3 separate regions of the Homo sapiens genome follow, and regions 1 and 3 are each linked to region 2. Evidence: chromatin loops called from intact Hi-C (ENCODE). Cell type or tissue: Caco-2. All regions are shown on one strand. Links, peaks and the distances in the headings refer to the core of each region. The heading gives the core; the rest is flanking DNA.

Region 1 (11,065 bases), core at 3,070-8,069, 74 kb after region 2:
CTTGGTACTCCAGTCAGCCCCTCCTCTTGTGTTTTCCTTCACTCCAAGCTCAGGGAGAAATACAGCCCTGTGTTCACTGTGTACATGGGTCCCGGCCAGTGGTGGTTTTATGTGGACACGAAGCAGTGAAGGAAGCCTTGATAGACCAAGCGGATGAGTTCAGTGGCCGTGGAGAACTGGCTTCAATAAAGCAAAACTTCCAAGGTCATGGTAGGTAGCAACAACAACAAAAACAATAAAACCGGAAATGACTGCAATGCACTCCCTATATGCCAGGTTCTTTGGTAAGTAGTCCACATGACTTACTGTATTGACTCCCTTAGGAGAGCTGTTAACATTATACTAATGTTGTCAATGAAAAAGCTAAGATAGGCCAGGCATGGTGGCTCATGCCTGTAATCCCAGCACTTTGGGAGGTTGAGGCGGGCAGATCACCTGAAGTCAGGAGTTTGATACCAGCCTGGCCAACGTGGTGAAACCCCGTTTCTACTAAAAATTTAAAAAAAAATTAGCTGGGCATAGTGGTGGGCACCTGTAATCCTAGCTGCTCAGGAGGCTGAGGCAGGAGAATCACTTGAACCCTGGAGGCGGAGGTTATAGTGAGCTGAGATTGCACCATTGTACTCCAGCTTGGGCAACAAGAGTGAAACTCTGTCTCAAAAAAAAAAAGAAAAAGCTAAGATAAAGGTTAGATAATGTCACACAGTAAGTGGTAGGATAATTTTATTTTGAGCCTATGCCATCTGACTCCAAACTGTTTTCTGTGTTATTTCTGCTCCTATTTTTAATGGATTAGTGAGATATATATATATATATATATATATATTTTTTTTTTTTTTTTTTTTTGAGACAGTTTCACTCTTGTTACCCAGGCTGGAGTGCAATGGCATGATCTTGGCTCACCACAACCTCTGCCTCCTGGGTTTAAGCCATTCTCCTGCCTCAGCCTCCTGAGCAGCTGGGATTACAGGCATGCGCCACCACGCCCGGCTAATTTTGTATTTTAAGTAGAGATGGGGTTTCTCTATGTTGGTCAAGCTGGTTTCGAACTCCCAACCTCAGGTGATCCACCTGCCTCAGCCTCCCATAGTGCTGGAATTACAGGTGTGAGCCACTGAGCCCGGGGGATTAGTGATATTCTTTATGCACCCATAGCCAACCCTCATACCCCTTATAGCTAACCTTATTTCTCATCTTCCTATACTTATACACATACCTAACCCATAGGTCTCTGCCTCCTTCACTTAGGTAGATCTCTTTCTCTCATGCATCCATCTCTAACTGCCCACATCCTTCAATTCCAAGGAGGCTCACCACATTCTGCCTATCAATCTATCTATCTATCTATCTATCTATCTATCTATCTATCTATCTATCCATCTATCTTTCTATTACCTTTTTTCTTCTGTCCATTGATCTATATTCATCAGAAAATCCATTCATTATTCTTTCTATAAAAATATCTTTCACTCTATTATCTATACTTCTGTCAATTAACTTTCTATTTATTCATCTAGTCATCATTCCTTCCATTCATTAATGCTTTCATCATTCATACATCTATCAATCTCTCTATCCACTCTCCAACTGTTATTCACTCAGTTATTTTTTTATTTATCCAGTTCCACCTCTGCTTCCTGTAAGAAACACTCTTTGATCTCCCCCTATCATTCCTGCACTGATTCCCTTTTCCTCCACCTGAGTCTGGACTTTTTTTTTTTCTTTCCCGAGGATCCTGCAGAGAGGGAACCTTACTCTCTTGATTGAGTCTTGAAGGTTGAGGATGGCTTCCTGGACAGCAGAGTCTAGAGCTTTCATAATCTTTCCCCATCACTGCCTAAGCACAGAGTTGAACACAGCAAGGGGAGGGAGGCAGAAGCCTGAGACTGAGATCTTGGCAGGTGTAGCTCTGGCCAATGGAGAACGATGGAGGATTCTCCGACGCTTCTCCCTGACCATCCTTCGGGACTTCGGGATGGGAAAGCAGAGCATTAAGGAGCGAATTCAGGAGGAGGCCAGCTACCTACTGGAGGAGTTCCAGAAGACCAAGGTATGAGGGCCACAAGGGGGAGGGCCACTAGGTGACTGGGTGGTTATGGAGCTCTCAGTCACGAGAAGATGGGCCTTGGCGGGAGAAAGCTCTGGAATGGAAGAAGAGGGAAAATATTAAGAATCCACTGAGATTTCTGGCAGCTTCCATATTAAGAGTTTACATGATCATGCCTGTAATCTCAGCACTTTGGGAGGCCAAGGCGGGCGGATCATGAGGTCAGGAGATCAAGACCATCCTGGCTAACATGGTGAAACCCTGTCTCTACTAAAAATACAAAAAAATTAGCTGGGTGTGGTGGCGGGCACCTGTAGTCCCAGCTACTCGGGAGGCTGAGGCAGGAGAATGGTGTGAACCTGGGAGGTGAAGCTTGCAGTGAGCGGAGATTGCACCACTGCACTCCAGCCTGGGCGACAGAGCGAGACTCCGTCTCAAAAAAAAAAAAAAAAGAGTTTACATGAGCTGGGCATGGTGGCACATGCCTGTAGTGTCAGCCGCCTGTGGGGCTGAGGCTGGAAGTTGCTTGAGCCCAGGAGTTCAAGGCTGCAGTGAGCTATGATCATGCCACTGCACTTCAGTATGGGAGACACAGTGAGACTCTATCTCTTAAAACAACAACAACAAAACAATTAACATGGAAGACCCTTAGAGACCACTTATCTAGAAACTTTCATCAGTGGATCTCAGGGTGGGTCTGTGAGCTCTCGATATCCTACACAGATTTTGGTGACATATGACTTTGTGACTCTTCTTGAAGAGAGTCTCAAATTTCATTCCATTTGTATATCTGTATTGTGGTAAAAAAAATACATAACATAAAATTTACCATATTCACCATTTTAAGTGTCCAGTTCAGTAGTGTTAAGTATATTCATGTTGTGAAAAAAATCTTTTGAACTTTTTTATCTTGCAAATGTGAAACTCTATACTCATTTCATTGTGTTTTTAAAGGAGTTCAGTTCCACCAAAAAATAAGGTCTAGAAACACTGGGGTCTATAGAGAAAAGACAGGCTGAAAACAAACAAACAAACAAACAAACAAACAAACAGAGAAAATTAGATAAGAGGTAGAAATAGAGACACATTTTCTCTACACCTGAGGCTCCTTGCCTGGTCTCTATGGGTGATTAACAGGTCTATATAAAAGCTTCAAATGCCCATGTACCCCAGAAATTATTCATAAAATTGTGTATTTGTGAATATGTGCATTATTCTAGAGAAATTGTTCCCAGATCTACTGATCTTGTTTTACGGAAGGTGTAGGTGAGGGCAAGGGAAGGATTTTGTTTTGTTTTGTTTTGAGACAGAGTCTTGCTCTTGTCACCCAGGCTGGAGTGCAATGGCATGATCTCAGCTCACTGCAACCTCCACCTCCCAGTTTCAAGCGATTCTCCTGCCTCAGCCTCCTGAGTAGCTGGTATTACAGGCACCTGCCACCATGCCCGGCTAATTGTTGTATTTTTAGTAGAGACGGGGTTTCGCCATGTTGGCCAGGCTGGTCTCCAACTCCTGACCTCATGATCTGCCTGCCTCAGCCTCCCAAAGTGCTGGGATTACAGGCGTGAGCCACCGCGCCCAGCCCGGAAGGATTTTTTAAATTGCCTAAATGGAATTATCGGTAGAACTAGACAGAATTCAGGAACTTTTATAATGTGTCCCTTATCCCACTTTTCTCCAAATATGAGTCTCTAACATCAACACATTTAAGTAATAATAATAAAAAATAATGATTAAGCTCAACTAGCTTTTCTTGAGTGCTTACTGTATGCCAGGCATTGTGCTAATTATTTTATATGGATAATGATACTGAATCCTCATGACTCTTCACCCTTTAGAACTTCAGGACGTGGAAACACAAAATCCCCGACTTTGGGAGGTCATTTAACTTAATCTTCTACTTGGTGTCTGCGGCCTGTGGCTGCTGTAACAAATTACCAGGAACTTAGTCATCTAAAACAACACAAATGTATTATCCTTCTGTTCTGAATTTCAGAAGTTCAAATAGGCTTTCACTAGCTGACACCAACGGACCATCTGATTCTCTGCCTTTTCGGGGTGTTAAAGCTGTACTCCTTGTAATCCTGGGTTCACGACTCTGTCCTCCATCTTCAAAGCCAGCAGCGTAGCTTCTTCAAGCCTCTGTTTGCTTCTGGCATCACATCTTTTATTCTTTTTCATTATTTTGGAGAGTCTTCCTCTCTTGCCCACGCTGTGGTGCAGTGGCGTGATGTCAGCTCATGCAACCTCTGCCTTCTGGGTTCAAGTGATTCTCCTGCCTCAGCCTCCTGAGTAGCTGGGATTACAGGCATGTGCCACCACACCCAGCTGATTTTGTATTTTTAGTAGAGACAGGGTTTCACCATGTTGGCTAGGCTGGTCTCAAACTCCTGACCTCAGGTAATCCACCCTCCTTGGCCTCCCAAAATGCTGGAATTACAGGTATGAGCCACTGCGCCTAGCCTCACATCTTTTTTTTCAAACTCCGATTCTCCCGCCTCTCTTTTATACAGACACACAATATTATATTGAAGGCCAATCTTGACAACCCAGGCTAATCTCTTCATCCCAAGATTCTTAATTTACTGGCATTTTCAAAGTCTCTCTTGTGTTTTTGTTACCCTTGTATACATAGCCTTCCAGGCATTAGGTTTTAGAGACTTGGAGGTGGTTATCTTTGATGGACATTATCGAGCCAACTGCCCTGCCAAAGTTAAATAGAATCCGTCTCCAATCACTTCTGATCTGGTCCATTTGGGTAACTTTAGTAATGAGGAACTCACTACTTGCTTAAGGAAAATTCCCAGTTTTGGCCCCTCTCCTTAATAATGCAATTCAAAACAAGCCAAAGGATTTCTCCTGGTGCAGATGAGAGATGCTAACACACTTCCACTCAAATGTTTCTAGTGTCACCTCCATTGTCTGAGTTGTCTTTCACTGGTCTAAATAATCAGGCCGGGTGCAGTGGCTCACGCCTGTAATCCCAACACTTTGGGAGGCAGAGATGGGCAAATCGCTTGAGGCCAGGACTTCGAGACCAGCCTGGCCAATATGGTGAAACCCTTTCTCTACTAAAAATGCAAAAATTAGCCAGGTATGGTAGCGCAAACCTGTAATCCCAGCTACTTGGGGGACTGAGGCATGAGAATCGTTTGATCCCAGGAGGCAAAGGTTGCAGTGAGCCAAGATTGCACTACTGCACTCCAGCCTGGGGTACAGAGAAAGACTCCGTCTCAAAAAAAAAAAAAAAAAAAAGAAAAGAAAATCAAATATTTATTGGATGCTTCTATGTGCCAAGCACTGTCCTAGTTCCTTGCCTTGCATACCAGACTTTATGTAATGTTTACAACTCTATGACCTTGTCCAAACAGCACACTCATTTTGAAGATGATGAAACAAGTTCAGAAGGTGAAGTCACTCATCCCTAAAGTGCAGAGGAGTAACTCCAGCAGTGGTGATCTTAATCAGTCACATAACCGCTTGTCATTTGTGTCAATCCTGTCCTAGTCACCTAGCATGCCTCTTTCCCATTCTTTAAAAAACCCATGTATGAGAGCCAAGCTGGGACCATGGCTTTTTGGTTCTTTTAAGTAAAGACCAAATGTCCTGGCAGCGTTCAAGACTCCAAGCTGCCTGTCTCCCGATGTCTGATGAGTAATTGAGCATCACCAGTGTGTCAGTTGTTAAGTTAAAGAAGCGACCAAACAGGCCTGGTGTGGTGGCTCACGCCTATAATCCCAGCACTTTGGGAGGTTGAGGTGGGTGGATCACGAGGTCAGGAGTTTGAGACCAGCTTGACCAACATGGTGAAACCCTGTCTCTATTAAAAATACAAAAATTAACTGGGCCGGTGGCAGGTGCCTGTAATCCCAGTTACTCTGGAGGCTGAGGAGAGAGAATCACTTGAACCCAGGAGGCGGAGGTTGCAGTCAGCCGAGATTGTGCCATTGCACTCCAGCCTGGGTGACAGGCTGTCAAAAAAAAAAAAAAAAAGAAGGGAGCAAACATGCATGGCTTGCATCTGAGATCTCTTTCTGCTGGAGCTTGGAATGCATGATTTGCCCTGGCTTCCCTAACAAAAACACCTGTTTTATTTTGTTTTGTTTTGTTTTGTGCCCTTGTCCGCTATATTTTCTGGCCCCTTCCAGCTAAGATTCACGAAGAGATTAACCAGGTGATTGGACCACACCGGCTCCCAAGGGTGGATGACCGGGTCAAGATGCCCTACACAGATGTCGTTATCCATGAAATACAGAGACTGGTAGACATCGTGCCCATGGGTGTCCCCCACAACATCATCCAGGACACTCAGTTTCGAGGTTACCTTCTGCCCAAGGTGGGGTTGCACCCTCATTGCCTCCCTTCCACTGCACTCCTCTCTCTCCCTGGTTCCCTACCTCTGTAGCCCAACACTGATTTCTCCTAACTGCCCTCATTTTCACCCCAGGGCACAGACGTATTTCCCCTGCTTGGCTCTGTCCTCAAAGACCCCAAATACTTCCGCTACCCAGATGCCTTCTATCCCCAGCACTTTCTGGATGAGCAGGGCCGCTTCAAGAAGAATGAAGCCTTTGTGCCTTTTTCCTCTGGTAGGTTTCTCTGGTCTGACTTCCTCCAGGCATGTGCTAAATCCACCCCCAAGCCACTGGTCTGTATTTGAAGTTCAAGTCACAGTGTGAATTTGAAGGTTATATCATAGAACCATAAAGTTTTAGAATCCCAGAATTAGTAAATATTAGGATGTTTGACTCTGATAATTAGAAAAAAAAAGTTGGGATGGTAATAGCACTAAACAGGGCATAAACCAACTGGCTGGCTGTTAAGAACAAAATAAGACATATTTTCTATTTTTCCAGCCAGATAGTCTCTGAACCTTTGCCATTGATCAATGAAAGCAGCCATAGACAATATGTAAATGAATGAGCATGTGTGTGAGCCTGAAAAACTGTTTACGGACACTGAAATTTGAATTTTGTTTTATCTTCATATATCACAAAAGAGTCTTTTTTCCCCAACCATTTTAAAATGCCAAAAGCATCCTAGTTTGCAGGCTGTATGAACACAAGCAGCAGGGCAAATTTGCCCAACAGACACTCATTTGCCTACTCATGTCATAAAATCTTTATGCAGCAACATTTTAAGTGTATGTTGGCATGGCACAGTGGCTCATGCCTGTAATCCCAGCACTTTGGGAGGCCGAGGCAGGTGGATCACTTGAGGCCAGGTGTTCGAGACCAGCCTGGCCAACATGGTGAAACCCTGTCTCTACTAAAAATACAAAAATTAGCCAGGCGTGGTGACAGGCGCCTGTAATCCCAGCTACCCAGGAGGCTGAGGCACAAAAATCACTTGAACCCGGGAGGTGTAGGTTGCAGTGAGCCGAGATCATGCCACTGGACTCCAGCCTGGGTGACAGAGTACGACCCTGTCTCAAACAAACAAAAAACAACAACCAAAAGTGTATGTCATTTGGAACCTGGAGTCAGGACAGTGGTTGGGAATCTGGACTCCACTCCATCATTTAGAAATGGTGGGGTCTTGGGTGAGTCACTTCAGCCCCCATCTGTGAAACAGAGATTAATCCCTCCAAACAATTGGAAGAGTGGCTTATAAACAGTAAGTGTTATTACGGGTGAGTTTTCACTTTTTTTCCTCACCAGTGTCTGGCACCTAATAGGCATTTGACAAACCCTTGAGGAACTGAAATGAACACAACCTTGAAACTCATGGATCCTATAGAACCATTCCGTCTTGGAACGGGATGGAATCCCAGCCATCAGAGAAGTAGCAGGTCCTAGCTGAGCACTAACTATAGATACCCACTAAGCCTGTGTAACACCCCTTTATAAAGCAGTCACAGTCATGAGCCCTGATGTGCGGATGAGGCAGCTGAGGCCCAGTGGGGTGGTCAGTCCAGACACCCCTGGCACCCCCATGACCTGTGCAGGTGCAACCCTTCCTTCTGCCCTCCCCTGTGCCTGCAGGAAAGCGCATCTGCTTGGGCGAGGCCATGGCCCGCATGGAACTCTTTCTCTACTTCACCTCCACCCTTCAGAACTTCTCTCTATGCTCGCTGGTGCCACTTGTGGACATCGATATCACCCCCAAGCTCTCAGGCTTTGGCAACATCACCCCGACCTATGAGCTCTGCCTTGTGGCCCGCTGAGCCACACCTCCTGCGGGGCAAGGAGGAAGTGGTGAAGAATGCAGCTCTCCTCTCGTGTTCAGGAGCACCCCCTCTTCCTCATCTTACTAATCCTCAAGCATCCCTAAGAGGAGGCACTATGATTACAGAGTCAGCCAGGGTCACCTGAGAATGTACAGCTGCGTGTCTTCCTCTCCCGTAGAAGAGCAACGCCCTGTGCAAGATTTGCACCTCTGCCTGCAGGTTTCATGGTCACATGGTCACCGTTGCTTAGGTTTCTGGCTGCATCAAATTATTACTGCAGTCCCTGTGTCTTCATGTTGTCCCTTTTTGTGTGTGCTCTGATTTTGACCAAAATGTAGTCTAAAATCCTTTCTCCTTGGTTCTCATCTTTACCCACCAGCCCCCGAAAAGTGAACAAAGACCTCAAGTCTGTTGAGCGTAGCAAGTTTATTGAGTATGGTGTGTGACAGCGATGTAGGGCACAGCCAACAGCTTGAAATGTCTTTCTTGACTTGTTATGAGTTATAGTTTCTGCCAGCTGCTCTCCAGTGACTTCCCCTGGGTAAAATGCCCCATCCTCACCCATCTTGCTGACTCATTACCTTTCTCCGCCATCATCTCTTCTTCTAATCTTCCTTTCCAGTTGCTCTCAGCACAACTCCCAATTCCAAATACTCCCCAGTCCGTTTGTTTGTTTGGAGATGGAGTCTCACTCTGTGGCCCAGGCTGGAGTGCAGTGGCACCATCTAGGCTCACTGCAACCTCTGCCTCCTGGGTTCAAGGGATTTTCATGCCTCAGCCTCCCGAGTAGCTGAGATTACAGGCACGTGCCACTGCATCTGGCTAATTTTTGTAATTTTAGTAGAGATGGGTTTTCGCCATGTTGCCCAGGCTGGTCTTGAAATCCTGACCTCAAGCCATCCACCCACCTTGGCCTCCCAAAGTGCTAGGATTACAGGCATAAGCCAACGTGCTCGGCCTCCCCACTCCATTTTTGAGGATAGCTCAGTTATCCCCAGCTTCTATCATTCCCTTTCCAGACTCCATTAACTGACAAAAACGTTCCCTCTTTTTCATTTATTCAGCCAATATTTACTGAATACCCAACAAGTGCCAGCGTAGTCTTCAGGGACTTGGGATCCATCAGTAAGCAAAACAGACAAAAACTCCTGCCTTCAGGGAGCTAACATTCTAGTAAGGAAGGTGGACAATAAAGCATACATGAAACAAATATGCAAATGACATACTGCATTAGAAAAGCAAGGCTGGTAAGTGGGATATGCATTCTGTGATTGGAATTGCAAATGGATGGTTAGGGGTGGTTTCACAAGGTGATGGGGCAACAAGCTATGAAGATATCTGGGAAGGGAGTGTTCCTGGCAGAAAGATTAACCAACAGCAGTGGCCGGGCGTGGTGGCTCATGCCTGTAATCCCGGCACTTCGGGAGGCCGAGGTGGTCGGATCGCCTGAGGTCAAGAGTTTGAGACCACCCTGGCCAATATGGTGAAACGTATGTCTCTACTAAAAATACAAAAATTAGCTGGGCGTGGTGGCAGGTGCCTGAATCCCAGCTACTTGGGAGGCTGAGACAGAGAATTGCTTGAACCCGGGAAGCAGAGGTTGCAGTGAGCTGAGATTGTGTCATTACACTCCAGCCCAGGTGACAGTGTGAGACTCTGTCTCAAAAAACAAAGCAACAAACAAACCAGCAGAGTCCTAAGGCAGGAGGCTGTGTGCATCCAGGAATCCACAGGGAGCAGGTGTAGCTCGCATGGAGGAGGAAGACAGAGTAGGAGTGAAGGAAACGAGGCCAGGGAGGCGATGGGGACCAGACTGTGTGGGGTCTTGTGGGCCAAGGTGAGGTCTTGGCTTTTACCCTGAGAGTGATTGAGGTATTTGGAGGGATGGTGAGCAGAGGATGACATGTACAGACATATTTTACAGGGCTCACACTAGCTATCATATGATGGATACAAAAGCCAAGACCTATTAGCAGGCTACTGCAACTGGTGGTGTTGACTCAGACCCAGCAGCAGCAGTGAAGCTGGGCAGAATATGGTAGATTTGAAATCTGTTTCACTCTCTGAGATGGTGGGGTTTGCTACGGTATTGTATATAGGGTGTGAGAGAAAGAGGGAGTTCAGGCAGGAGTCCAAGGATAGGATCTCATCTTTGATCACCTCTTCTTCAACCTGTCACCTCCAGGGAACCTTGGGACCCATGACAGTCAGGGTTCCTTTTTTTTTTTTTTTTTTTTTTTAGACAGAGTCTCACTCTCTCACCCAGGCTGGAGTGTAGTGGCATGATCTCAGCTCACTGCAACCTCTGCCTCCTAGGTTCAAGTGATTTTCCTGCTTCAGCTCCCTGAAGTAGCTGGGATTACAGGCACGCACAACCACGCCTGGCTGATTTTTGTATTTTTAGTAGAAACTGGATTTCACCATGTTGGCCAGGCTGGTCTCTATCTCCTGACCTCAGGTGATCCACTCATCTCGGACTCCCAAAGTGCTGGGATTACAGGCTTGAGCCACTGCGCCCGGCCAGGGTTCCTATTTTTAAGCAATATAAAGTGACTTTGGTTATTTTAAATAGAAAGGCTGTTAGCTACTGGAAGGTGATTGTTTAGCTCACAAAATTAACAGCAATTCTGGAAAAATAGGGTAAGAATATGAGTAGGAAAAAGAGGCTGTGGTAGGGGACCAACAGCCAAGGTAATGTTCAAAGCTATCTGGTAGGACCTGCTGCCACACCACCCATCTCCTGGGTACTGAACACCTGACCCACCCCCTGGGTACTGCCATGGGACTCTAGACCCACTGATGCCACTATAGATGATTTCCTGATTGTGTCTGTGTTTTTGTCTCACATC
Region 2 (11,065 bases), core at 3,976-8,975:
AACCCAGGAGGTGGAGGTTGCAGTGAGCTGAGATCGAGCCACTGCACTCCAGCCTGGGTGACAGAGCAAGACTCTGTCTCAAAAAATAAAAATAAAAGTAAATTAGCCAGGTGTGGTTGTGGTGCACCCTGTAGTCCCAGCTACTCAGGAGGCTAAGGTGGGAGGATCGCTTGAGCCTGGGAGGCTGAAACTGCAGTGAGATGTGATTATGCCATTGCATCCCAGCCTGAGAGACAGAGTGAGAGCTTGTCTCTAAAAAAAGGAAAAAAAAAAAAGAAGAGGAAGAAGAAGAAAAAGAAGTGCAGTGTCTGTAGCCTCAGAGTCTGAATTTAGATACCAGCTCTGCCTGTTTCTGTGTGATCTTGGGCAACTCACTTCACCTCTCTGAGCCTCAGTTTGCTCATCTGTAAAAATGTGGTAATACTGCTTTGTGGCCAGGTGTGGTGGCTCATGCCTGTAATCCCAGTGCTTTGGGGGGATGAGGTGGGAGGATCGCTTTAGGTCAGGAGTTCAAGACCAGCCTAGGCAACATTGCAAGACCCTGTCTCTACTAAAGATTAAAAAAAAAAAAGTTAGCCAGGCACGGTGACTGTAGTCCCAGCTATTTGGTGATCTGAAGCAGAAGCAGGAGGATCAGTTGAACCCAGAAGTTCAAGGTTGCAGTGAGCCTTGAATTGTGCCATTGCACTCCAGCCTGGGCAACAAGAGGGAGACCCTGGCTATAAAAGAAATAAACAGGGTAGGTGCGGTTGCCGGTGGCTCACGCCTCTAATTCCAGCACTTTGGGAGGCTGAGGTGGGCGGATCACAAGGTCAGGAGATTGAGACCATCCTGGCTAACAGGGTGAAACTCTTGTTTCTACTAAAAATACAAAAAATTAGCCGGGCGTGGTGGCGCACGCCTGTAGTCCCAGCTACTCAGGAGGCTGAGGCAGGAGAATCACGTGAACCAGGGAGGCGGAGGTTGCAGTGAGCCAAGATCGCACCACTGCACTCCAGCCTGGGTGACAGAGCGAGACTCTGTCTCAAAAAAAAAAAAAAAAAGGAAAGAAAAAAGAAACAAAAGCCCCCAAAACAAACCAGAGCAAAGTAGGGAGACTTAAATGAGGCATTCAGAACAGTGTGCAAATAGGGAGTGTCATTTAGTGTCAGTGCTTGTTCCATCTTAGCCTCACTTTGCCCTGCTTTCCCCATCTCTCTGCAGTGCCCTGCATCTCTTGCATATTCTCTCTGATATCTCTCTGCTGTCATCTTCTTCTTGATATCTCTCTGCTGTCTTCTTCTTTTTCTTTCTTACTTTTTTTTTTTTTGGGGGGGGTCTCACTCCTGTCTCCCAGGCGGGAATGCAGTGGCACAATGATAGTCCATTGCAGCCTCGACCTCCCAGACTCAAGAAATCCTCCTGCCCCACTTTTTGACTTTTTTGTAGAGTCAGGCCTCACTCTGTTGTCCAGGCTGGTCTCAAACTCCTGGGTTCAAGCGATCCTCCCGCCTCGGCCTCCCAAAGTGCTGGGATTACAGGTGTGAGCCACTTCGCCTGGTCCTGCTATCTTTTTCTCTGTCTTGGTTTCTCTGCCTCACTGGCTTCAGGTCCTCGCAGCCTTTACCTTCAAGCCTGTCTCCAGGATACAATTTGTCCCACCCTAGCCACCCTAAAGGTGAGGGCAAAACTAGCCAGTGTCTCCATCTCTGCAGCCAGCTCCCTTCTCCCCATCCTAAATGACTCTCATTCTCACTTTAATTCAGCCAAGACTGGTTTGAATCTATTACAATGTACTAAGAAATGATACAAAAAGCCCAGAAAAGGGCGTGCCATAGAACAAGCTCTGTGGGTACAAAAAGACATGCCACATCTGCCTCTGCCCTGCAGACGGGGTACAGATTGGAGGGATGGGGGAAGGGCACGCGGCAGGCACAGCATGCAGGGAAGACAGCGTGACTGCCAGAGGGATGGAGGCAGACCGTGGACCAAGAAGGGGACGTAGCAACCCACATGGGTGGGCCTCATCGCTCACAGGCGAATCTGGAAGGGCCGGGGCGTTAGCGCGGGTGCAGGCACAGCTGGAAAGGCCGCGGCAAATTGCCAAGACCTGAGCTGAGCGGGGTCAGGTCGATGTCCTCGGGCGCACCCAGCGGCTGCAGCGAAAAGCTCTGCAGGATGGCGGTGAGGTACAGAAAGAGCTCCATGCGCGCCAGCGACTCTCCCAGGCACAGACGGTGCCCTGCAGGGGTGGCAGGATGGGGAGCGGTGGTGAGATAAGATGAGGTTAGAGGCTGCAACCCCACATTCCCAGAGGAAAACATAAGAGGAAAGGAAGACAGCAGCTGGGGACGTCACAGATTCACCCATGTAAAGATGTGGGAAAGATGCTTTAAACTGTGGAGCGGAATGACCTGGGCTGCTTGGGTTCGAATCCCGGTGCTGTCACTACTAGTTTTGTGATCCTGGACAAACCACACTTTCTGGGTATTTAAAATGGGGATATGAAGACTGGGCGCGCTGGCTTAGGCCTGTAATCCCAGCACTTTCGGAGGCCGAGGCAAGAGGATCTCTTGAGCCCAGGAGTTTGAGAGCAGCCTGGGCAACACAGCAAGATCCCATCTCTATAAAAAATTTAAAAAAAAATGTGCAAGGTGGCACATGCCTGCAGTCCCAGCTGCTTGGGAGGCTGAGGCGAGGGGATCACTTGAGCCCAGGAGATCAAGGCTGCAGTGAGCCATGATCGTGCCACTGCCCTCCAGCCTGGGTGAGAGCAAGACCCTGTCTCAGAAAGAAAAATAAAAGGAGGGATAGTAATAGTGCCTCATGAGGCTGCTGTGAATGGTAAACACAGGGAAAGCAGTGAGGCTGTAAGTAGCTCACCATGGGCCATGCCCTACTCTAAGCATTACATCACAATTAATTCTAACAACTCCAAGAGGCAGGCCTTAGTATTATCTCCATTTTATAGATGTGGACATTGAGGTACAGAGAAGTGAAGTAACATACCCAAGGCAACACAGCTAGGGGGTGACAGATGGGATGCAAACCCTGCTGGAATCTGGGCTGCACATTCCCAGCGGAAAACATAAGCTCTTAGCTGGGCTCTTGTAGAGGCAGCACTTGACGCACAGTAGGCAATATGGTAAGTTACCTATTATTATGCCAGTTGTTTTTTCTTTTCCTGCTACTGAGTAAAGAGGGAAGTATTTTTCAGCAGGGTAAAGAGGAAAGCCAAAAAACAAAACAAAACAAAAACCCTAGAACCACCTCAACTGCGCCACCCAGTGGAGAGGTAGACAATGACCACTCCCAAGTTCAATTATTATTTTTTCTTTTAAACATTTTATATATTTTTTATTTTTGGCTAGTCAGTATTTTTTATTTTAGAGAAAGGATCTCGCTCTGTCGCCCAGACTGGGGTGCAGTGGCATGATCATACTCACTGTAACCTCAAACTCCTGAGCTCAAGTGATCATCCCACCTCAGCCTCCCAAGTAGCTGGGACCGCAGATGCACACCACACCACATCTAGGTAATTTAAAAATTTTCAGTAGAGAAAGGGTCTTGCCATGTTGTCCAGGCTGGTCTTGAACTCCTGGCCTCAAGCGATCCTCCCACCTCAGCCTCCCAAAGTGCTGGGATTACAGGCATGAGCCGATGAACCTGGCCCAAGTTAAATAATAATTATTATAATTATTATTTATTTATTTTTTTGAGACGGAGTTTTGCTCTTGTTGCCCAGGCTGGAGTGCAATGGCGCGATCTCGGCCCACTGCAAGCTCCATCTCCTGGATTCAAGTGATTCTCCTGCCTCAGCCTCCAGAGGAGCTGGGATTACAGGCATGTGCCACCATTTCCTGCCTAATTTTTTTTCTTTTTTTTTTTTTTTTGAGATGGAGTCTCACTCTGTCGCCCAGGCTGGAGTGCAGTGGTGCGGTCTCTGCTCACTGCAAGGCCCGCCTCCCAGGTTCACGCCATTCTCCTGCCTCAGCCTCCCGAGTAGCTGGGACTACAGGAGCCCACCACCATCCCCGGCTAATTTTTTTGTATTTTTAGTAGAGATGGTGTTTCATCGTGTTAGCTAGGATGGTCTCGATCTCCTGACCTTCTGATCTGCCCGCCTTGGCCTCCCAAAGTGCTGGTATTACAGGCGTGCATTCCTGGCTAGTTTTGTATTTTTAGTAGAGACAGGGTTTCACCATGTTGGTCAGGCTAATCTTGGACTCCTGACCTCAGGTGACCTGCCCGCCTAGATCTCCCAAAGTGCTGGGATTACAGGTGTGAGTAACTGCCCCTGGCTGTTAAATTATTATCATTATTTTTTTTGAGACAGAGTCTCGCTTTGTTGCCGAGGCTGGAGTACAATGGTGCAATCTCGGCTCGCCGCAACCTCCGGCTCCCGGGTTCAAGTGATTTTCCTGTTTCTCCTCAGGAGTAGCTGGGACTATGGGCGCCCACCACCACACCCGGCTAATTTTTGTATTTTAAGCAGAGACAGGGTTTCACCATATTGGTCAGGCTGGTCTCGAACTCCTGACCTCAGGCGATCCACCCACCTCAGCCTCCCAAAGTGCTGGGATTACAGGTGTGAGTCACCATGCCCAGTCCCAAGTTAAATTATTAATCAACCTCCCCACCTTGCTTCACGAGGATTTTAGTCACTACTTGCCTATAGGAGCAGAGTTGAGAGGAGGAATGAATGTCTCTGTGCATCCAAAGCTGAGAATGGGTGGAAGGAAGGAGTGAGCGGATTTGGCAAGTGGAATTAGGATGAGGAATGTAGGTAGAAATTGGGCCAGAAAGACTCTGATTCCTGCCCTCACCAGCTGAGAAGGGCATGAAGGCTGGACTCTTCTTGAAGGACTGATTGGCATCCAAAAAATGCTCGGGGTTGAACTCCTGGGGCGTCAGGAACTGGCTGGGGTCGTAGTGGACGGTGTTAAGGAGGGTGATGACATCGGTGCCCTGTGTGGGTGAGGAGGTGGACTTAGCAGTGTAGGAGGGCTGGGAGGCTCCCAAACTCCTTTCCATTGTATTGGGCTGGGTGTCCTGGGGACTTGATAAGGGGTGGGTATAGGTGGGTATAGGACTCAATCGGGGGCCAAGGAAATATGTGTGGGTGTCTAGGGTTCCAAGTGATGGGTGCTATATGCTGTATTATTGGGGACTTTGGCAGGGATGTGGGAAACCCCCACCCTTTGTGGGAGCAGATGTGGGGTTTCTGGGGAAAAGGAGGGGTCCCTGAGAATAGCGTTTAGGCCCAGGGATCCTCCAGATGAAGTTCCACACCCCAGGGCTTCCAGGGAGGGGTTCTAGGAAGGGGATTTGTCACGGTGAAGGGGTCTAGTCCAGTATGATATGAGATGGGGTCCTGGCAAAGGCCTGAGCTTCTGGATTTAAGGGTCTGAGATGTCTGTAGCTAGGGCTTGGGATGCCAGTTGCTAAGGCCTGGGGTGTTGATTGCTAGTGCCTGGGATACTGCTTGCGAGCTGCAAGAGCCTGGGATGCCTCCTCTTAGGTTGCCTGATGTCGTTTGCCAGGCCTAGCGCACCTTGGGTATCAGGAAGCCGTGAAAGGCCGTGTCCCTAGTGATGCGGTGCGGCAAGTTCATGGGGATGATGTCTGCAAAGCGCTGCACCTCGTGGATCACCATGTCTGTGTAAGGCATGGCCGCGCGGTCCTTCAGCGCTGGCAGCCGCACGTGTCCCACCACAAGGTTGATCTCCTCCTGCACGTGGGCTGGAGGGGAAGGGGGAAGTGGGGTGGAGGGTATCAAACCAGGCTGGGAAGAGGTGTGTCCGTATGTGGGGAGGGGTCTAGTCAAAGCCTCCCAGCGCTGGGCGCCACTGCTGGGGCGTATGTGAGAATTAGCTAGAGCTGGCCGGGCGCGGTGGCTCATGCCTATAATCCCAGCACTTGGGAGGCTGAGGTGGATGGATCACTTGAGCCCGGGAGTTTGAGACTGTAGGGAAAAGAAAGAGAGATCAGACTGTTACTGTGTCTATGTAGAAAAGGAAGACATACGAAACTCCATTTTGATCTGTACTAAGAAAATTACTTTGCCTTGAGATGCTGTTAATCTGTAACTTTAGCCCCAACCCTGTGCTCAGAAACACGTGCTGTATGGAATCAAGGTTTAAGGGATCTAGGGCTGTGCAGGTTGTGCCTTGTTAACAATATGTTTACAGGCAGTATGCTTGGTAAATGTCATCGCCATTCTCCATTCTTGGGCACAGTGTACTGCGGAAAGCTGCAGGGACCTCTGCCCAAGAAAGCCTGGGTATTGTCCAAGGTTTCCTCCAACTGAGACAGCCTGAGATATGGCCTTGTGGGAAGGGAAAGACCTGACCATCCCCCAGCCTGACACCAGTAAATGGCCTGTGCTGAGGAGGATTAGTAAAAGAGGAAGGCCTCTTGCGGTTGAGATAAGAGGAAGGCCTCCATCCCTTGCATGTCCCTGGTAATGGAATGTCTCAGTGTAAAACCCGATCATACATTCCTTCTGTTCTGAGATAGGAGAAAACCACCCTGTGGCTGGAGGTGAGCTATGCTGGTGGCAATGCTGCTCTGTTACTCTTTGCTACACTGAGATATTTGGGTGGAGAGAAGCATAAATCTGGCCTACCTACACATCTGGGCACAGTACCTTCCCTTGGACTTATTTGTAACCTGGATTCCTTTGCTCACATGTTTTCCTGCTGACCTTCTCCCCACTATCACCCTGTTCTCCTGCCGCATTCCCCTAGCCGAGATAGTGAAAATAGTAATCAATAAATACTGAGGGAACTCAGAGACTGGGGCTAGTGCAGTTCCTCCGTATGCTGAGCACTGGTCCCCTGGGCCCGCTGTTCTTTCTCTATACTTTGTCTCTGTGCCTTATTTCTTTTCTCAGTCTCTTGTCCCACCTGATGAGAAATACCCACAGGTGTGAAGGGGCTGGCCCCCTTCAGAGACCAGCCTGGGCAACATGGTGAAACTCCATCTCTAAAACAAAATAGAAAAATTAGCTGGGCATGGTGGCGCACACCTATGGTCCCAGCTACTCAGGAGGCTGAGGCAGGAGAATTGCTTGAACCTGGGAGGCGGTGGTTGCAGTGAGCCGGGATTGGGCCACTGCACTCCAGCCTGGGTGACAGAGCGAGACTCCATCTCAAAAAAAAAAAAAAGGAAAAAAAAAAAAGAGTTAGCCAGGGCCTGGGAGGAAGTGGGTCAGTGAGGGCGAAAGGTTGGCTTGTGCAAGGGCCTGGGCGTTGGGTTGTGTGGGTGGGGCTTCAGGGAGGGAGGCCTGGAATCCAGGACCTGATGGGATTTCAGGAGCAGTTTCGGGACCCTACTTGCTGGACGGTGGATCGAGTGGGTGGACTGTGTGGGAGGGCTGGAGATCAGAGGCAGAGCAGGGGTTATACCCAGAGGTGGAGCTTGGGGAGGTGGAGTAGCAGACAGAGCTCCGTGTGTGGGCCAGGCTGTGTGGGAAAGGTAGGGTTCCCTGGCAAGTGGGTGGCTGGGGCTCTGGGGCAGAGTTCTGGGAGGACTGTTAGCTGGGCTCTGAAGCCAGCATGCAGTGGTGGACACGGTGGGCACAAAGCAAGACTAAGCAGGTGGAGGCGGGAGCGGTGGCTCACACCTGTAACCCCAGCACTTTGGGAGGCCGAGGTGAGAGGATTGCTTGAGCCCAGGAGTTGGAGACCAGCCAGGGCAACACAGCAAGGCTCTGTCTGTACAAAAAATAAAAAATTAGCTGAGTGTATTGAGTGTGGTGGTGCACGTCTGTACTCTCAGCTATTGATAAGGCGGAGGTGGGAAGATCGCTTGAGCCCGAGGTCGGGGCTGCAGTGAGCTGTGATTGTGCCACTGTACGCCTGGGCGACAGAGTGACTCTGTCTCAAAAACAAACAAAAAACTAAGCAGAGCTGGGTGCAGTGGCTCACGCCTGTAATCCCAGCACTTTGGGAGGCCGAGGTGGGTGGATCACTTGAGGCCAGGAGTTTGAGACCAGCCTGGCCAACTTGGTGAAACCCTGTCTCTACTAAAAATACAAAAATTAGCTGGATGTGGTGGTGTGCACCTGTAATCCCAGCTACTTGGGAGGCTGAGGCAGGAGAAATGCCTTGGACTCAGGGGGCAGAAGTTGCAGTGAGCCAACCGAGATCATGCCACTGCACTCCAGCCTGGGTGACAGAGCGAGACTCTGTCTCCAAAAAACAAAACAAAAACAAAAAAACCAACAATTAAGCGGGTGGGATCTGGGTCGGGATTCAGGCAGGCTGCGTGGACCTCGTGGGCCACGTGGTGGGATTGGCCTCCGTGTGGGTTTGTGGGTTTGGCTGTGGAATCCTGGTGCCAGCAGGAGGCTATATCAGACCTGGGAGGCGGGACTGGAGGTGGGGTCGTGGTTCCCTGCTCTGGGGTGAGGCTGGAACACATGGGCACCTCCACGCTGCTGTGTGGGTGGGCCTCACCTTGAACTTTCGGGTACTTCATGAATGCCAGGAAGGCGTGGCGCAGCGTGGTGCCCACCGTCTCGGTGCCGCCAAAGAGCAGGTTATGTGTGGTCATCAGCAGGGTATCCATGTGGAAGTGGCTCAGCGGGTCCTCCTTCTTCTGCCGTGGTAGAGGGGTGGGGATATGAGCCAGGGATGGAGACCCCTTCACTCTAGACCAGTACAACTGCTGCTGGGGGCCCATTCAGTCCCAGCTGGGTTTAACTTTCTTTCCCTGGGAGAGCTGGGGAACGCAGAAGGGCAGGGCAGGGAAAATCTCAGCTGCAGGGCCTACAATTAACTTCTTGGATAGAGCTTGAATGACTTCTTGTTTTTTTAAAAAATACATTTTATGTATGTATGTATGTATGTATGTGTGTATGTATGTATGTATGTGTGTGTATGTGTGTATGTATGTATGTGTGTATGTATGTCTGTATGTGTGTATGTATGTATGTGTGTATGTATGCATGTGTGTATGTGTGTATGTATGTGTATGTGTGTGTATGTATGTGTGCATGTATGTGTGTATGTGTGTATGTATGTATGATGTATGTATGTGTGTATGTGTGTATGTATGTATGTATGTGTGTGTGTATGTATGTGTGTATGTATGTGTTGTAGAGACTGGGTCTTACTATATTGTCCAGGCTGGTCTCGAACTCCTGGACTCAAGCGATCCTCCTGCCTCGGCCTCCCAAAGTGCTGGGATAACAAGCCTGAGCAACTGCCCCCTCCGCCCTGCCCCACCTCCTTTGATGACTTCTTAATGAGCTGTAAGTTGGCGGTGGCTGCGAGTGGCTCCTGGCTCCAGCCCAGCTGGGCCAGATGCTTCAGCTTCTCCAGGGAGAAGGTCCCCCAACCCTGCCCCATCTGGGGTCCCTGTGGGTTTGAGGCAGGGGCAGCAGGAGAATTTCAGGTCAGACTAGAGGTGGGATTTCCAGGTAGGGATTACCTCTGCCATCTTGGTGAGGAAGCAGTGGATGAAGTCCCGGGGAGATCTGGGGTCTAGCGAGGCCTGGTGGTCGTGGACGCTGTGGGCGATGAGGTCTCTCAGGCACTTGAAGTTCTGGAAGATGCGTTGGTGCGGCCCAGGCACCCAGTTCAGGAGGCTCGGGAAGATGTCGTACAACTGGGGACCAGACAGAGTAGGAGGGTTTTGGAGGAGGACGAAGGGTGTTCAGGGGCGAATGGGGTCAGTGTGGATTAGGTAGGCAGGGACAGGGTCTCAAAGGGCAGCCAGGTCCGGGGTGGGGGTTGGGGCTGAGGGGGAGTGGGAAGGAGGCAGTGGCGGCCATAAATGCTCAGTGGAGGGGAGTGGGCGTGGCCGTGTAACTCTGGGTGGGGTCAGATGGGAGGGGGCGGGCCCTGGGCGGGCCATTCACAGCCCTTTCCCCGCCCACTGTTTCCTCTCCATTCCTAGATCCTGCGGACCCCACACCCTGCCCCTGCTGGACTCAGTTGGCTGACCTCGCCCCAGGGGCTGCTCATGATTTGAAAGTTGTCATTGATAAGGCGGATAATGGTGAGCAGACGCTCATCATCATAGTCGAAGCGGCTGCCGAAGAGCACGGAACAGATAATGTTGGACCGTGAGCGACTCAGCACAAACGTGGGGTCAAAGGGCTCGCCTGAGGGTGAAGAATGGAATGGGTCAGGAAGACGCGATGTGCAGCACACCAGACCTCATGCAGCAACACCATTAATTTGCACAACATCCGACTCAACCATGGCAACGTGTCTTACGGTGCAAACACGGGCACATGGTCACAACATGCTGCTTAACAACACCCCAAAAGCATCTGTCAATGCCACAGACAGCACCGAACCCACAGCTTCCTGCAGCACATCGACAGCAACAACGCCCAACCACAGAACAGGTTGGCAACACACACACAGCACGCGACATAGCACAAGGCAATCATCAGGCATCACGGAACACAACAACACAGGGCAACAGAACACCCAGCAAATACGATCACAGTACATGCCAACACACGACACGCAGTGACCTAATAGCCAGCCCGGAAACATCCCAAGACACGGTAACCACACACCAACACGTAATGCCAGCATACCGCTACATAATCCTGCCACACAACACACGCTAGTACACAGCAACCCAGCAGACAGCACAGAACACACGATGTGGCATCACAACACATACAGTCAAGGCAGCAGAACAAAGGACACACTATGCAGCAACGCAACAACGTTGGCAGCCAGCAGATGACACAATGCAAAATCACATGCAGTGCCTGACAACTCTACAATCTCACCCAGAAATATCTCAACACAACACGTAGCATCTGGCCGTCCAACAGCTGAACAGACCATAGTAAATACTGAACAACACATTTCTTTCTTTCCTTTTTTCGAGATGAAATCTCGCTCCGTCGCCCATGCTGGAGTGCGGTGGCACGATCTCAGTTCACTGCAACGTCTGCCTCCCAGGTTCAAGAGATTCTCCTGCCTCAGCCTCCCAATGAGCTGAGATCACACCCGGCTAATTTTTTTGTATTTTTAGTAGAGATGGGGATTCACCATGTTGTCCAGACTGGTCTCGAACTCCTGACCTCAAGTGATGTGCCCACCTTGGCTTC
Region 3 (11,065 bases), core at 2,892-7,891, 98 kb after region 2:
AACTGACACCCTAACATCACAATTAAAAGTACCAGAGGAGCAAGAGCAAACACATTCAAAAGCTAGCAGAAGGCAAGAAATAACTAAGATCAGAGCAGAACTGAAGGAGATAGAGACACAAAAAACCCTTCAAAAAATCAATGAATACAGGAGGTGGGTTTCTGAAAAGATCAACAAAATTGATAGACTAGCAAGACTAATAAAGAAGAAAAGAGAAGAATCAAATAGACGCAATAAAAAATGATAAAGGGGATATCACCACCAATCCCACAGAAATACAAACTACCACCAGAGAATACTATAAACTCCTCTATGCAAATAGACTTGAAAATCTAGAAGAAATGGATAAATTCCTGGACACATACACCCTCCCAAGACTAAACCAGGAGGAAGTTGAATCCCTGAATAGACCAATAACAGGCTCTGAAATTGAGGCAATAATTAATTGCCTACCAACCAAAAAAGTCCAGGACCAGAGAGATTCACAGCTGAATTCTAACAGAGGTACAAGGAGGAGCTGGTAACATTCCTTCTGAAACTATTCCAATCAATAGAAAAAGAGGGAATCCTCCCTAACTCATTTTATGAGGCCAGCATCATCCTGATACCAAAGTCTGGCAGAGACAGAACAAAAAAAGAGACTTTTAGGCCAATATGCCTGATGAACATTGATGCAAAAATCCTCAATAAAATACTGGCAAACCGAATCCAGCAGCACATCAAAAAGCTTATCCACCACGATCAAGTGGGCTTCATCCCTGGGATGCAAGGTGGGTTCAACATACACAAATCAATAAATGTAATCCAGCATATAAACAGAACCAAAGACAAAAACCACATGATTATCTCAATAGATGCAGAAAACGCCTTTGACAAAATTCAACAGCCCTTTATGCTAAAACTCTCAATAAATTAGGTATTGACGGGATGTATCTCAAAATAATAAGAGCTATTTATGACAACCCCACAGCCAATATCATACCGAATGGGCAAAAACTGGAAGCATTCCTTTTGAAAACTGGCACAAGACAGGGATGCCCTCTCTCACCACTCCTATTCAACATAGTGTTGGAAGTTCTGGCCAGGGCAATCAGGCAGGAGAAAGAAATAAAGGGTATTCAATTAGGAAAAGAAGTCAAATTGTCCCTGTTTGCAGATGACATGATTGTGTTAGAAAACCCCACTGTCTCAGCCCCAAATCTCCTTAAGCTGATAAGCAACTTCAGCAAAGTCTCAGGATACAAAATCAATGTGCAAAAATCACAAGCATTCTTATACAACAATAAGAGACAAACAGAGAGCCAAATCATGAGTGAACTCCCATTCACAATTGCTTCAAAGAGAATAAAATACCTAGGAATCCAACTTACAAGGGATGTGAAGGACCTCTTCAAGGAGAACTACAAACCACTGCTCAACTAAATAAAAAAGACACAAACAAATGGAAGAACATTCCATGCTCATGGATTGCAGTAATCAATATCATGCAAATGGCCATACTGCCCAAGGTAATTTATAGATTCAGTGCCATCCCCATCAAGCTACCAATGACTTTCTTCACAGAATTGGAAACAACTACTTTAAATTTCATATGGAATCAAAAAAGAGCCCACATTGCCAAGTCAATCCTAAGCCAAAAGAACAAAGCTGGAGGCATCATGCTACCTGACTTCAAACTATACTTCAAGGCTATAGTAACCAAAACAGCATGGTAGTGGTACCAACACAGAGATATAGACCAACAGAACAGGACAGAGCCGTCAGAAATAATACCACACATCTACAACCGTATGATCTTTGACAAACCTGACAAAAACAAACAATGGGGAAAGGATTCCCTATTTAATAAGTGGTGCTGGGAAAACTGGCTAGCCATATGTAGAAAGCTGAAACTGGATCGCTTCCTTACATCTTATACAAAAATTAATTCAAGATGGATTAAAGACTTAAATGTTAGACCTAAAACCATAAAAACCCTAGAAGAAAACCTAGGCAATACCATTCAGGACATAGGCATGGGCAAGGACTTCATGTCTAAAACACCACAAGCAATGGCAACAAAAGGCAAAATGGACAAATGGGCTCCAATTAAATTAAAGAGCTTCTGCACAGCAAGAGAAACTACCATCAGAGTGAATAGGCAACCTACAGAATGGGAGAAAATTTTTGCAATCTACTCATCTGACCAAGGGCTAATATTCAGAACCTACAAAGAACTCAAACAAAATTACAAGAGAAAAACAAACAACCCAGTCGAAAAGTGGGTGAAGTTCCCCTTCCTGTGTCCATGTGTTCTCATTGTTCAATTCCCGCCTATGAGCGAGAACATGCAGTGTTTGGTTTTTTGTCCTTGCGATAGTTTGCTGAGAATGATGGTTTCCAGCTTCATCCCTGTCCCTACAAAGGACATGAACTCATCATGTGGGGTGGGGGGAGGGGGGAGGGATAGCATTAGGAGATATACCTAATGTTAAATGATGAGTTGATGGGTGCAGCACACCAACATGTCATATGTATACATATGTAACAAACCTGCACGTTGTGCACATGTACCCTAAAATTTAAAGTATAATAAAAAAAGTGGGTGAAGATATGAACAGATACTTCTGAAAATAAGACATTTATGCAGCCAACAGACACATGAAAAAATGCTCATCATCACTGGCCATCAGAGAAACACAAATTGAAACCACAATGAGATACCATCTCACACCAGTTAGAATGGTGATCATTAAAAAGTCAGGAAACAACAGGTGCTGGAGAGGATGTGGAGAAATAGGAACACTTTTACACTGTTGGTGGGACTGTAAACTCGTTCAACCATTGTGGAAGACAGTGTGGTGATTCCTCAGGGATCTAGAACGAGAAATACCATTTGACCCAGCCATCCCATTACTGGGTATATACCCAAAGGATTATAAATCATGCTGCTATAAAGACACATGCACACCTATGTTTATTGTGGCACTATTCACAATAGCAAAGACTTGGAACCAACCCAAATGTCCATCAATGATAGACTGGATTAAGAAAATATGGCACATATACACCATGGGGAGGGATAGCATTAGGAGATATACCTAATGTAAATGACGAGTTAATGGGTGCAGCACACCAACATGGCGCATGTATACATATGTAACAAACCTGCACGTTGTGCACATGTACCCTAGAACTTAAAGTATATATATAAGAAGAAATAGAGAAAGTACATGCTTTCTCTATACACTTACATGCTGTATGTAAGTGTCATACAGAGGTATGCTCTGTAAGACACTTACCTCAGCATATACAGTTAAACCCTTTTTCTATGTGGTTATTGAGAATTTGACTAGTGGTGTTAATTATGGGTAGCCACCGGTACTGATCAGTACTTTTTGTTTATTCCTATTTTTCCAGGAACCATTTGTTTTACACATTGTTCTCTGTATTACTCATATTTACCCAGAGAGAAAAATATATCACTATAATTTGTAAAATTCATATGTTTAATGGAAGGAGCAAAACTGTTCTCCACTTATTACAATTATTTTTGAAACATAAAAAAAGTTGTGAAGATTTCATCTTAATATGGACATTTATCTGTTCTCAAATAATACTTTTATAATTTCTTATGCCTGTCTTTAGTATCTTAATCCTGTTATCTTCAGAAGCTAAGGATGTGTGTCACCTCAGGACCTCTGTGATAATTGTGTTAACTGTACAAATTGATTGTAAAACATGTATGTTTGAACAATATGAAATCAGTGCACCTTGAAAAAGAACAGAATAATAGTGATTTTTATGGAACAAGGGAAGACAAACATAACGTCTGACTGCCTGTGGGGTCAGGCAAAAAGAGCCATATTTTTCTTCTTTCTTTCTTCTTGCAGAGGGCCTATAAATGGACGTGCAAGTAGGAAACATATTGCTAAATTCTTTTCCTAGCAAAGAATATTAATATTAATACCCTGGTAAAAGTATGCGTTCCTGGGGGGAGGTCTATAAATGGCTGCTCTGGGAATGTCTGCCTTGTACAGTTGAGATAAGGACCGAGATAAACCTTGGTCTCCTGCAGAACCCTCATGCTTACTAGGGTTGGGAAAACTTAACCCTGGTAAATTTGTGGTCAGACTGGTTGTCTGCTCTTGAACCCTGTTTTCTGTTATTTAAGATGTTTATCAAGACAATATGTGCACCGCTGAGCATAGACGCTTATCAGTGGTTCTGCTTTTGCCCTTTGCCTTATGATCTTTGTTGGACCCTTATCAGTGGTTCTGCTTTTGCCTTTTGTCCTGTGATCTTTGTTGGACCCTTATCAGTGGTTCTGCTTTTTGCTCTTTGAAGCATGTGATCTTTGTACCTACTCTCTGTTCTTACACCCCCTCCCCTTTTGAAACCCTTAATAAAAGCTTGCTGGTCTGAGACGCAGGTGAGCATCATGGTCCTACCAATATGTGATGTCACCCCTGGTGGCCCAGATGTAAAATTCCTCTCTTTGTACTGTCTCTCTTTATTTCTCAGCTGGCCAACACTTATGGAAAATAGAAAGAACCTATGTTGAAATATTGAGGGTGGGTTCTCCCAATAATAATACAGACATGAAAAACATTTGATGGAAATCCAACATCCATTCCTGATTAAAAATTATCAGCAAGCTAGAAATAAACAGAATTTCTTACCCTGACTAAAGGCATCTACAAAAATATCTGCAGCCAACATCATACTTAAAGGTGAAAGACTTGATGCTTTCCCTCTAAGATTGGGAGCAAGTAAAGAATGGCGGTTCTTACCACTCTGATTCAAAATCGCGCTGGAGGTTCTATCTATTATTCCACTCTCTAGGTCCATGTGTACACATTGTGTAGCACCCACTTACGAATGAGAACATGTGATACTTTCTGTGCCTGGCTTATTTCACTTAAGATAATCACCTCCAGTTGTATCCATGTGGCTATAAAAGACAAGACTTTATTCCTTTTTATGGCTAAATAGTATTCAATGGTGTATATATACCACATTTTATTTAACCATTCATCTGTTGATTCCCTATCTTTGCTATTGTAAATAGGATTTGGACCACATTTCAAGTACTTAATTAGTGGCCACATGCAGCAAGTTACTACCATATTGGACAATGTAGCCTCAACCCACTATATGACCTTGGGTAAGACTTGCAAACTGTCACTGCTTCAATCTCTCCATCTATAAAATGGGGATGGCAACAATACCTCCCTAAAAGGGTAAAGACTGAGTCACTGTGTGTAAAGCACTTCATGCCTCCCCACTGGTGCTTCACCCTGGGGCTGGAATGAGCACCCAATCTTAGCGTCAGATGACACAGCACAGCAGGACCCTGGTCCTTGGGTCAGAAAAGTCCATGCTGGCACCTCTCCAGTGTCAGGAAAGTACAGCTTCCACCTCATAAAAATCAGGATTGTTTATCTTATCCTCCTGGGTCAAAGTAACTTCTGGGCTCAGGGTAAACACTGAGTCACTGTGTGTAAAGCACTTCACGCCTCCCCACTGGTGCTTCACCCTGGGGCTGGAATGAGGACCCGATCTTAGTGTCAGATGACACAGCACAGCAAGACCCAGGTCGTTGGGTCAGAAAAGTCCATGCTGCCTCCTCTCCCCGGTCAGGAAAGTACAGCTTCCACCTCTTAAAAGTCAGGATTGTTTGCTTCTCCTGGGTCAAAGTAACTTCTGGGCTCAGGGTAAACACTGAGTCACTGTGTGTAAAGCACTTCACGCCTCCCCATCGGTGCTTCACGCTGGGGCTGGAATGAGGACTCAATCTTAGTGTCAGATGACACAGCACAGCAAGACCCAGGTCCTTGGGTTGGACAGGTCTGTGCTGGCACCTCTCCAGGGTCAGGAAAGCACAGCTTCCACCTCTTAAAAATCAGGACTGTTTGTCTTCTCCTGCTGGGTCAAAGTAACTTCAGGGTCAGGATCCTGGATCCAGCAAAGAGTTTGGTTAACATTGCAAGAAAGATGTTGCCTCATGGTCAAAAGTCAGGCCTAGGATGAGACAGGCAGACACGGACACATTCACATCCAAATTGTGCAAATATGGACTGACCCTGTCAGAGGCTGTGTGGGTGCAGGCTCACAGTGAAGATAGAGACATATGGGAGTCCAGTAGACATCAATCAAACTGGACCCAGTTTCCACACACATGGAGCTCAAGAGTCTCCAGGGGGAAAACAGAGACATAAAGTTAGAGAGAGATAGAGCCAGAGAAATTTCCTGCACCAGGAAGATAGTTGGGAAGAACCCCCTCAGCGCTAGTTAGAGTGATCAGAAACCAAGGGGACCCGATCACTGCACCTGCCAGTCTCAGTTTCTGTCTCCCTCCAACTGACCACCTCTTCCTCTGAGACTCACTGGTTCTGCATTTCTTGCCCCTCCTTCTGTTTCTCCCATCACTTCCACCTATGGCTGTCACAGAAGGACTGATAAAGGAGGGGACACTGGAGATAGACCCTGAGCATTGAAGGCGGCCAGCCCCCCCACACCTGTGGGTATTTCTCATCAGGTTGGACGAGAGACTGAGAAAAGAAATAAGACACAGAGACAAAGTATAGAGAAAGAACAGTGGGCCCAGGGGACTAGCGCTCAGCATACGGAGGACCTGCACTGACGCCGGCCTCTGAGTTCACTCAGTATTTATTGATCATTATTTTTACTATCTTAGTGAGGGGAGTGTAGCAGGGCAACAGGTTGGGAGAAGGTCAGCACAGAAACATGTGAGCAAAGGAATCTGTATCATGAATAAGTTCAAGGAAACGTACTGTGCCCAGATGTGCACACAGGCTAGATTTATGTTTCTCTTTACCCAAACATCTTAGTTTAGCAAAGAGTAACAGAGCAGTATTGCTGCCAGCATATCTCGCTTCCAGCCACCGGGTGGTTTTCTCTTATCTCAATAGAATGAATGGGAATGGTCAGCTTTACACCAAGACATTGCATTCCCAGGGATGAGCAGGAGACAGAAGCCTTCCTCTTATCCCAACTGCAAAGAGGCCTCCCTCTTTCACTACTCCTCCTCAGCACAGACCCTTTATGGGTATTGGGCTGGGGGACAGTCAGGTCTTTCCCTTCCCATGAGGCCATATCTCAGGCTGTCTCAGTGGGGGGAAACCTTGGACAATACCCAGGCTTTCTTGGGCAGAGGTCCCTGTGGCTTTCCGCAGTGCATTCTGTCCCTGGTTAATCGAGAATGGAGAATGGTGATGACTTTTACCAGGCATACTGCAAACATATTGTTAACAAGGCACATCCCACACATTCCTAAATCCATTAAACCTTGATTCAATACAGCACATGTTTCTGTGAGCACAGGGTTGGGGCTAAAGTTACAGCTTAACGCATCTCAAAGCAGAAACAATTTTTCTTAGTACAGATCAAAATGGAGTTTCTTATATCTTCCTTTTCTACATAGACACAGTAACAATCTGATCTCTCTTTCTTTTCCCCACAAGCGTCTGCAGGCTTCCAAAGAGAGGGGCTAGGAGATGCACCAACACAGAAGCACAAATACACCAGCACACACAGATACACACAATTGGTTCACATATTGCTAGGTTACAGTTTGCTATGCGACAAAGGCAGTGGACCAGATTTGATTGAATTGAACAATTCCTTCTTTTCATCAGCTTCTCAATTTTTTTTTTGAGACAGAGTATTGCTCTGTCACCCAGGCTAGTGTGCAGTGGCATAATCCTGGCTCACTGCAGCCTCCACCTCCCAGGTTCAAGTGACTCTCTTGCCTCAGCCTCCCGAGTAGCTGGAATTAAAGGTGCCCACCACCACGCCCGGCTAATTTTTGTATTTTTAGTAGAGACGGGGTTTTGCCATGTTGGCCAGGCTGGTCTCGAACTCCTAACCTCAAGTGATCTGCCCACCTTAGCTTCCCAAAGTGCTGGGATTACAGGTGTGAGCCACTGCACCCAGCCAGCCTCCCAATTTTGAACACACACTACCACCACCTCCACAACACACAAATGTAAATGCACTTTCATATATGAAACTGTATAAATACAAGGAAGCTCCACACGTGCAAGGATATACACATAAGCACCCCCAGATTCAACCACAGAAACACACGCCTGCACATTTGCATAAATACAAACACCACTTTACATATAAAAATCATATAAGCACATACACGGATGCAAGCAAGCATGGAGAAATGCACGGAAGCATAAACAAACAGACAAAGCTAAGTAAAAAAGTGTGCATGCTCACCTGTGCTTACAAAAATACACATACTCATACACAAACACCCACACGTTCACATGCTTAGGTGGACTTTGATATCTCTACCACTGTATCCCTGCCAACATCTAGAGAGTGGATAAGGGATAGGCATTAGGTCGCTGGGTTGCCTAAGCAGGAAGTCTGGGTTCCCTAACACCTTTTTCTAAGCTAATGCTCCTTGACGATAATGAGAAAGGAGGCGGGGAATGGATGAAGTTTCATAACTGAGTGAAGAGGCAGGTTCAGGATAAAAGGCCCAGTTAGAGGCTGCAGTGGGGTGCAGGGCAGTCAGACTGGAACCATGGAGCTCAGCGTCCTCCTCTTCCTTGCACTCCTCACAGGCCTCTTGCTACTCCTGGTTCAGCGTCACCCTAACTCCCATGGCACCCTCCCACCAGGGCCCCGCCCTCTGCCCCTTTTGGGGAACCTTCTGCAGATGGACAGAAGAGGCCTACTCAAATCCTTTCTGAGGGTAAGACACAGACGAATGGGGTCTGAGGGTGGGCTGCTTCTTGTCTCTGTACTTGGGGATCCTTCACCAAACAGAATGAGGCAGACTTCCAGAGTCAGGGGTGGCACGGGGATGGTTGGTGAGTACAGAGCATAGTGAAGCATGATGGGTGGTAGTATTAGGAGAAAAACATCAGTCAAATTAAATTTAGCAGAGTTTATTTGAGCAAAGAAGTGACTCATGAATCGGACAACTCCCTAAACCAGGAGAGACACCACACGGCAGTATGGGCAAGCAGTATTCACAGGCAGAAAAAGGAGGTGACATACAGAAACAGCCTGGCTGGCCACAGATCACAGCTTGCCTTACTTGGTCACAGTCTGAGGAGCTAGCAGCCTGTGGTGGACTGAAAGCCCAGCTGCTCTGATTAGCCAACATTTGGCTACTTGTCGCAAGAATCTATTCATCTGGGCCGGGTGCAGTGGCTCACGCCTGTAATCCCAGCACTTTGGGAGGCCAAGGCGGTGGATCACCTGAGGTCGGGAGTTTGAGACCAGCCTCGCCATCATGGGGAAACTGTGTCTCTATTAAAAATACAAAAATTAGCTGGGCATGGTGGTGTGTGCCTGTAATCCCAGCTACCCAGGAGGCTGAGGCAGGAGAATCACTTGAATCCAGGAGGCGAAGGTTGCAGTGAGCAGAGATGGTGCCACTGCACTCCAGCCTGGGCGACAGAGCAAGAGTCCATCTCAAAAAAATAAAAATAAAAAAAAGAAGAATATACTCCCTCCCAAGTTAGGTTGCAGTTCACTCTATGCAGAGAGAACTTTATGTCAAATTTAATTTAATTAAACAATTCTCCCCTTTTGATGAGCCTCAAAATTTTGAGATTGACCAAAACCTTGGGCATCAACATTACTTCTGTCACCATCATAATGGACTTGTTTGCTCTCAGTATGGAATTCACAATGGACAATGTCAAAGTAGTTGAGTGATTCTTTGTTTTCTTCATGTTTTTGTTATTCATACTGTAATGAAGCCATTGGATGTACAAAGAATGGCTGCATATGAGCATTTAAGACTCTCTCTCTTTTTTTTTTTTTTTTGAGACAGGGTCTCACTCTGTCACCCAGGCTGGAGTGCTGTGGCATGATCATGTCTCACTGCAGCCTTTACCTCCCAAGGCTCAGGTGATCCTCCGCCTCAGCCCCCCGAGTAGCTGGAACTATAGGTGCATGCCACCACGCCCAGCTACTTTTTGTATTTTTTGTAGAGACAGGGTTTTACCATGTTGCCCAGACTGGTCTCAAACTCCTGGGCTCAAGCAATCCACCTGCCTCGGCCTCCCAAAGTGCTAGCCATTGCACAGGTGTGAGCCATTGCACCCGGCCAAGACTCTCAAGAAAATACAACACATCAGGGAGACTGTTATGATGGCTCTCAGGAGGGTAATACAAAGAAAATGAAGTCTGTACCTTACCGGGAGTCTCCATGAACCAAACTGATCAAAATCGAATAATTCAAAGCTCAGGCAATAAAGATAGTTCAATAGTATTAGAGTCCAATTGGTCATATACTTTGTTCAGAGCACAATGGTGATTAAGGACTAGAGCTTGCTATAAAATAACTTGATTTACAGAGGCATTTGTTTTTGTAGTTCACCTGGTAACACATGTCATAGTACCTTGGAGACCCACTAGAAGAAACATTAAGAGTAGAAAACCTTGTGATAGGCTTGCTGTATTAGTCCATTCTCACAGTTATAAAGAAATACTTGACACTGGGTAATTTATAAGGAAAAGGGATGTAACTGACTCACAGTTCCACATGGCTGGGGAGGCCCCAGGAAACTTACAATCATGGTAGAAGTTGAGGGAGAAGGAGGAAACTTACATTCATGGTGGAAGGTGAAGGAGAAGCAAGTACCTTCTTCACAAGGTGGCAGGAGAGAGAGAGAGAGAGAGAGCCAAGGGGGAAGAGCCTCTTATAAAACCATCAGATCTTGTGAGAACTCACTCACTATCACAAGAACAGCATGGGGGAAACTGCCCCCAGGATCCAATTACCTCCTAGCAGGTTCTTCCCTCCACATCTGAGGATTACAATTCAAGATGAGATTTGGGTGAGGACACAGAACCAAACCATATCACTTGCCATCACCATTCAGGATGCTTGCAAATCAACTGTTACCTGCACCCGTAAATACATATCTTCTTTTTCCCCTGAGAATTTTCCTTAGTGTATTTGGTGGCAGTGTCTAGAGAAACAGCATTGTCAGCCACATTTTAAATTAAGTTATATGTACTAGTAAATTCACGGGAAAGATAAGAACAATATTTGGTTTTGTTCAGCACCATACACAAGCCTCCA

The links. Hi-C counts contacts between places; a loop is a spot of excess contacts. Peaks named below come from ENCODE experiments on the same cell type or tissue, not always from the same donor. Only the 100,000 strongest peaks of a DNase experiment are listed, where the experiment ranks them.
Region 1: it touches region 2 in a loop (10-fold over the local background); 3 of 110 quality-filtered maps call a loop at or near these places.
Region 3: a loop joins it to region 2, with 10 times the contacts of the local background. A loop is called at or near these places in 2 of 110 quality-filtered maps.

The regions. Positions count from the first base shown.
Region 1 is chr19:40,891,943-40,903,007 of GRCh38, forward strand. It overlaps the pseudogene CYP2G1P. Among named protein-coding and RNA genes, the nearest start is that of CYP2A7, 15 kb to the left of the region's middle. RefSeq lists an enhancer at 5,322-5,616. In Caco-2, for the core only: no CTCF peak of the experiment used is centred there; a DNase peak (open chromatin) is centred at 5,399.
Region 2 is chr19:40,816,679-40,827,743 of GRCh38, forward strand. It overlaps the pseudogene CYP2F2P. Among named protein-coding and RNA genes, the nearest start is that of EGLN2, 23 kb to the left of the region's middle. RefSeq lists enhancers at 1,836-2,045, 9,704-10,205, 10,206-10,705. In Caco-2, for the core only: no CTCF peak of the experiment used is centred there; DNase peaks (open chromatin) are centred at 4,213, 6,393 and 7,253.
Region 3 is chr19:40,915,728-40,926,792 of GRCh38, forward strand. It overlaps the pseudogene CYP2B7P. Among named protein-coding and RNA genes, the nearest start is that of CYP2A7, 39 kb to the left of the region's middle. RefSeq lists a silencer at 5,325-5,595. In Caco-2, for the core only: no CTCF peak of the experiment used is centred there; DNase peaks (open chromatin) are centred at 4,114, 4,234, 5,624 and 6,894.